Regions from separate parts of the Homo sapiens genome. Here region 2 is linked to region 1. A link is an interaction called in ENCODE POLR2A ChIA-PET data of the cell type or tissue named here. Cell type or tissue: OCI-LY7. All regions are shown on one strand. Links, peaks and the distances in the headings refer to the core of each region. The heading gives the core; the rest is flanking DNA.

What was found. ChIA-PET counts read pairs that join two places held together with the same protein. Peaks named below come from ENCODE experiments on the same cell type or tissue, not always from the same donor. Only the 100,000 strongest peaks of a DNase experiment are listed, where the experiment ranks them.
Region 2: POLR2A ChIA-PET joins it to region 1 with 5 read pairs; 2 of 35 experiments call an interaction of 5 or more read pairs at or near these places.

What each region holds. Positions count from the first base shown.
Region 1 is chr17:68,199,577-68,202,483 of GRCh38, reverse strand. It overlaps the pseudogene ARHGAP27P2. Among named protein-coding and RNA genes, the nearest start is that of AMZ2, 47 kb to the left of the region's middle. RefSeq lists an enhancer at 1,370-2,186 and a silencer at 2,843-2,907. In OCI-LY7, for the core only: CTCF peaks have their summits at 1,320 and 1,519 (motif pointing right); DNase peaks (open chromatin) are centred at 1,233, 1,533, 2,302, 2,556 and 1 weaker place; H3K4me3 peaks cover 2,080 bases; H3K27ac peaks cover 2,230 bases.
Region 2 is chr17:68,001,939-68,004,845 of GRCh38, reverse strand. No RefSeq gene overlaps it. Among named protein-coding and RNA genes, the nearest start is that of C17orf58, 6.9 kb to the right of the region's middle. In OCI-LY7, for the core only: no CTCF peak of the experiment used is centred there; no DNase peak of the experiment used is centred there.

The DNA.
Region 1 (2,907 bases), core at 178-2,677:
TTTTGTAGAGATGGGGATTTGCCATGTTGCCCAGGCTGTTTCTTGAACTCCTGGGCTCAATTGATCCTCGCCTGCCTTGGCATCCCATCACAGGTGTGAGCCACAGCACCTGGCCTTAAAGGCATTTTCCTATTCTTTACCTTCTTTTTCACTTGAACCTAAATATCCGAAGGACCTAGCAAGGTATATCTATTTTTTATTTAAATGAATGATTTCTTCCAGAAAGATCTGGCTGAAGGGAAGAGAGTGCAAAGAAACCATAAGCCTTTCAAGAGCAGGATACTGGTGAGAGAAAATAGATATAAAAAATATATCTATTTTTAATTTAAATGAATGATTTCTTCCAGAAAGGTCTGGCTGAAGAAAGGGAAGAGAGTGCAAAGAAACCATAATCCTGTCAAGAGCAGGATAGTGGTGAGGTAAGAGAAGAATCACAGAAAAGGGCTTGGGACCTGCCAGCGTTCTATCACTCTGTGCATATGTGGTCTTCACTATGTCACCTGGCACCCTCATGAAATAATCGGCTCATTGAACATGAGTTTAAAAACACATGATCTTTTAAAAGAGCAGTTCATCTCTATAGAATTCGGTGATTCTAAATACTAAAGCTCATTAGCCAGTTGTAAAAATTCAATTAATAGCTCATTTATGTGACAGTGTTTTGGAAGCCTCTATCACTTCCTTTCTGGTTTTCTCTTACATGCAACAATGCCAAGGTTACCAGATACATGACTCTCCTCGAGAAGTGAATTAGAACTGAATTAAGATTTTTTTTTTAAGAGAGAGAATCTTGCTCTGTCATCCAGGCTGGAGTGCAACAGCACATTGCACAGGGTAGGAAACAGGACCAGAGATGCAAAGTGACTTGTGGAGGTCACACAGTGAATTAGGGCCACAAGTGGGGCCAAGGAGCAGCCTGTCTCTGGCCAATGTCCTAGTTCCCCCCGGGTAAGTCCCCTGCCCTCATCACCTGTGCCCCTCCCCCCATATGCCACTGCAACTGGGAACCTGCTGGGAGCTGGAGGAAGGATGGGCAGAGGGGCCACCTGGCAGGCGCCCTGGCAGCCAGGGTCATCTGTCTTCTCAGGAGATGTCAGGACCTGGGCAGTCTCCTTCCTCTTTGGTCCTGGGGCCTGGTGGTGGCCCTTGGGCAGACCTACAGAGGCCTGGCTCATAGGTAAGGGGCTGCCGCACCTGCGCCCTCCTCAGCACACACTCTGTGCACTCTGTCTGAGCCAGACCCTGGGCCGGATGCGAGGTTCAAAGAATAAGGCCATTCCCCCACCTCCAGGGGCTCCGCTCAGACGGGCAGGAACCCTCCTACAGGACAGAGAATGTGGAGAGGCCGGGAAGTGCGCCACCGGGAGCCTGGGCAGGAAACGGAGGGGCGCTGCGGGGGAAGAGCGCTGGCATCCAGCCATCCATCCCAGAGAAGCTGCCTGCTGGCTGGCAGGGGCGCGAAACAGGAAACAGCCGTGGTCTCCTGCCCTGTCCGCCGGGTGCCGTTTTCCACCCTGGCCACAAGGCGGCGGGCTGCCGCTGCAGGAGCTCGAGTGAAAGCGGCACAGTCCTAAGGAAGCCAAACCAGGACGACCCGGACAGTCTGGGTGGACCCCCTGCTGCTGCCAAGTGCTTAGAAGCCTTACCTCGTTTAGGGCTCACAACCCTAATCCTTAGGTATTGTGCTTACACCAGAGGACGCTGGGCCTGGGGGAGCGTCCTCGCGTGTAAGTTAAGTGGCTGTCAGCAACTGGCAGGTGACCCAGCAGAGTCCAGTTGCCCTTTCCCTAGTCTCGAAACCTGAGCTCTGCATTGTAACGAGTCGAGCGGAGGGAACATCCAGCAGCGGGCCTACGGAGGCGTGTCTCTTCGTTTGGGCATCCCGGACTCAGTCCTGGCACATGGTGGGCATCAGTGTTCATGGTAATGACATCAGGCACAGCGAAAGAAATCAGAGGCTCCCAAGGTTCAGCGGTCATCTGTCCATCCCCTCCCTTTGGGCTAAAGAACAAACCGAGACCCTGAGAGAGGAAGGGAACTGCCCCTAGATCATCACACAGCTGGTGGCAGATGAAAGAACGGTTCTGAGCATCTCTTTTTCCCACTCGGGCTGCCCCTCCTTGAAAAGTTCCTAAAGTTCAAAATGTCAGGGTCGCCCAGAGTGTTCTGAGGATGTAAGCGTGTTTTTAAAACGTGCTTTATTTTCGATTTCCCTGATTAACACAACCGGATTCTGAAGAGAGAAAAAAAACAACCTCACCATAACCGGACGCCTTTCTGAAACAAACCCATCAATGTTGGAAGCACCCAAACAAACCCATCTGAAATGTTGGAAGCACCCTCAAAGGGAAGCAGACGCCTGAGTTTCACATCCACCCTCTCATCTGACCCCAGGCTCCTGGGAGACTGGCAAGGCTGTTGAGCCGGCGGCAAGCCCGCAATCCCCCGTTCCGTGCCCAGATGCGCTTCGGAATACAGAACAGCTGGGACTTGGAAAGAGACTATGGGGCACACACCTGCTGTAGGTCACATAACCTCCCAGCAGGGCTTGGGGCAGCAGCCGGTCATCGAGCTCATTTGCATTTCTGCAGCAAAACATGAATATTCACACAAGTTTGACAAATAAAGACCATCAACAGCCTCACATCAGTTCAAGCGCAATTTTGCCACCAATTGGATTACGAAAAACTTCTGGGCTTCCAGGCAGCTTTGGAGCTTGGGAATCGCAGATGAGGGACTAGGGGCTTGCACCGCTCCCGTTTCGCGGTTGGGGAGAGGGAGCTCATTCCAAGTCTTCAGACAGAGGTGGGCATCGTGCCCGACGCTGAGCGGAGCAGGTCTCCTCGCGCCCCGGCTCCGTGCGGGCGCGGTCCCCAGCGCGCCACCCCTGTTCCCCGCTCTCCTCCC
Region 2 (2,907 bases), core at 303-2,802, 200 kb after region 1:
GTGGCTCACGCCTGTAATCCCATCACTTTAGGAGGCTGAGGAGGGCGGATCACAAGGTCAAGAGATCAAGACCATTTTGGCCAACATGGTGAAACCCCATCTCTACTAAAAATACAAAAAATTGGCTGGGTGTGGTGGCTTGCACTTGTAATCCTAGCTACTTGGGCAGCTAACGCAAGAGAATCGCTTGAACCCAGGAGGCAGAGGTTGCAGTGAGCCGAGATCACGCCATTGCACTCCAGCCTGGGTGACAGAGTGAGACTCCGTCTCAAAAAAAAACAAAAACAAAACAAGGAGAAATAGTCCTTGTAAAGAAGGAAATTATAAGAAGGCAATAGACTGAAATGAACAAACAACAGGATGAACAAAAAAGGAAGCTGACTATTAATTCCTGAGCTTTCAACCCCTTACTGGGGCCAGGTGCAGTGGCTTACTCCCTTAATCCCTGGGCTTTGGGAGGCCCAGATGGGCAGATAGCTTGAGCCCAGGAGTTTGAGACCAGCCTGGGCAACAGGGTGAAATCCCATCTCTATTAATAAAGAAAAAAAAAAAAAAAAAGCGGGGGCGGAGGGAGGGGAGGGGAGAAAGGAAAGAAGATCCTTATTGGAAAGAGCAAAAGGCAGAACTGATGCTCCTGAAAATGAAATCAGCAACAAATGTACAAATTCCGGAATGTCTCCTAGAATAACGAGGAAAACCGAGTGTGGTAGGTTATGCCTATAATCCCAGCACTTTGGGAGGCCAAGGAGGTTGGATAGCTTGAGCCCAGGAGTTGGAGAACAGCCTGGCCAACATGATGAAACCCCATCTCTACAAAAAATACAAAAATTAGCTGGGTGTGGTGGTGCGTGCCTGTAGTCCCAGCTACTCTGGAGGCGAAGGTAGGAGAATCACCTGAGCCCCGGGAGGTCAAGGCCACAGTGAGCCTTGATCGAGTTTTGCCACTGTACTCCAGCCTAAGCAACAGTGAGACCCTGTCTCAAAAAATAAATAAATAAATAAATAAATAAATAAACAAGCAAATAAATAATAGTAGAGATAGAAGATAAAATGGAAGGCCGAAAGTAGAATATCAACACTGATAACATAACAAGGAAATATGAATATTTGTCAGATTCCTAAGGCAAAAACAACAGCCCAGGAGTGTGGATAAAAATAACCCTATATAGGCCGGGCGCGGTGGCTCACGCCTGTAATCCCAGCACTTTGGGAGGCCGAGGGGGGGCGGATCAGGAGGTCAGGAGATCGAGACCATCCTGGCTAACACGGTGAAACCCTGTCTCTACTATAAAAAAAATACAAAAAAATTAGCCGGGCGTGGTGGCAGGCGCCTGTAGTCCCAGCTACGCGGGAGGCTGAGGCAGGAGAATGGCGTGAACCCAAGAGGCAGAGCTGGCAGTGAGCCGAGATCGTGCCACCGCACTCCAGCCTGGGGGACAGAGCGAGACTCCATCTCAAAAAAAAAAAAAAAAAAATAGCTCTATATAATCCGTGTAAAATCAAATTTTTAGTTACTTGAAAGTAAAATATTTGAAATGCTCTCTAAAAATGAGGAATATTAATAAAACAAAGATGATGGCTATGATTAGTATTATTAACAAAGCTTAGAAAGCTTTTATTAAGGCCGGGCGCAGTGGCTCACACCTGTAATCCCAACACTTTGGGAGGCCGGGGCAGGCGGATCACGAGGTCAGGAGATTGAGAACATCCTGGCTAACACAGTAAAACCCCGTCGCTACTAAAAATACAAAAAAATTAGCCAGGCGTGGTGGCGGGCACCTGTAGTCCTAGCTACTCAGGAGGCTGAGGCGGGAGAATGGCGTGAACCCGGGAGGTGGAGCTTGCAGTGAGCTGAGATCGTGCCACTGCACTCCAGCCTGGGCAACAGAGCAAAACTCTGTCTAAAAGAAAAAAAAAGAAAAGAAAAAAGAAACCTCTTATTAATGCATGGCTGGGCGTGGTGGCTCACACCTGTGATCCCAGCACTTTGGGAGACCGAGGCAGGCGGATCACCTAAGGTTGGGAGTTCAAGACCAGGCTGACCAACATGGAGAAACCCCATCTCTACTAAAAATACAAAATTAGCTGGGTGTGGTGGATGTCTGCAGTCCCAGCTACTACGGAGGCTGAGGCAGGAGAATTGCTGGAACCTGGGAGGTGGAGGTTGTGGTAAGCCGAGATCGCGCCATTGCACTCCAGCCTGAGCAACAAGAGCGAAACTCCGTCTAAAAAAAAAAAAAAAAAAGAGCTCTTATTAATGCAATAAAAAAGCTAAATGAATATTTGAGCTGGGCGCAGTGGCTCATGCCTGTAATCCCAGCACTTTGGTAGGCCGAGGCAGGTGGATCACGAGGTCAGGAGTTCGAGACCAGCCTGGCCAATATGGGGAAACCCCCATCTCTACAAAAAATACAAAAAATTAGCCAGGCGTGGTGGCGTGAACCTGTAGTCCCAGCTACTCTGGAGGCTGAGGCAGAAGAACCCCTTGAACCCAGGAGACAGAGGTTGCAGCTAGCTGAGATCGCGTCATTGCACTCCAGCCTGGGCGACAGAACGAAACTCCGTCTCAAAAAAAAAAAAAAAAAAAAAAAAAAACAGGCTGGCGCGGTGCCTCACGCCTGTAATCCCAGCACTTTGGTAGGCCGAGGCAGGCGGATCACAAGGTCAGGAGAGCGAGACCATCCTGGCTAACACGGTGAAACCCCGTCTCTTCCAAAAATACAAAAAATTAGCCTGGCGTGGTGGCGGGCGCCTGTAGTCCCAGCTACTCTGGAGGCTGAGGCAGGAGAATGGCATGAACCCGGGAGGCCCAGCTTGCGGTGAGCTGAGACCGCGCCATTGCACTCCAGCCTGGGCGACAGAGCGAGACTCTATCTCAAAAAAAAAAAAAAAAAAAGTTCAGGCGCG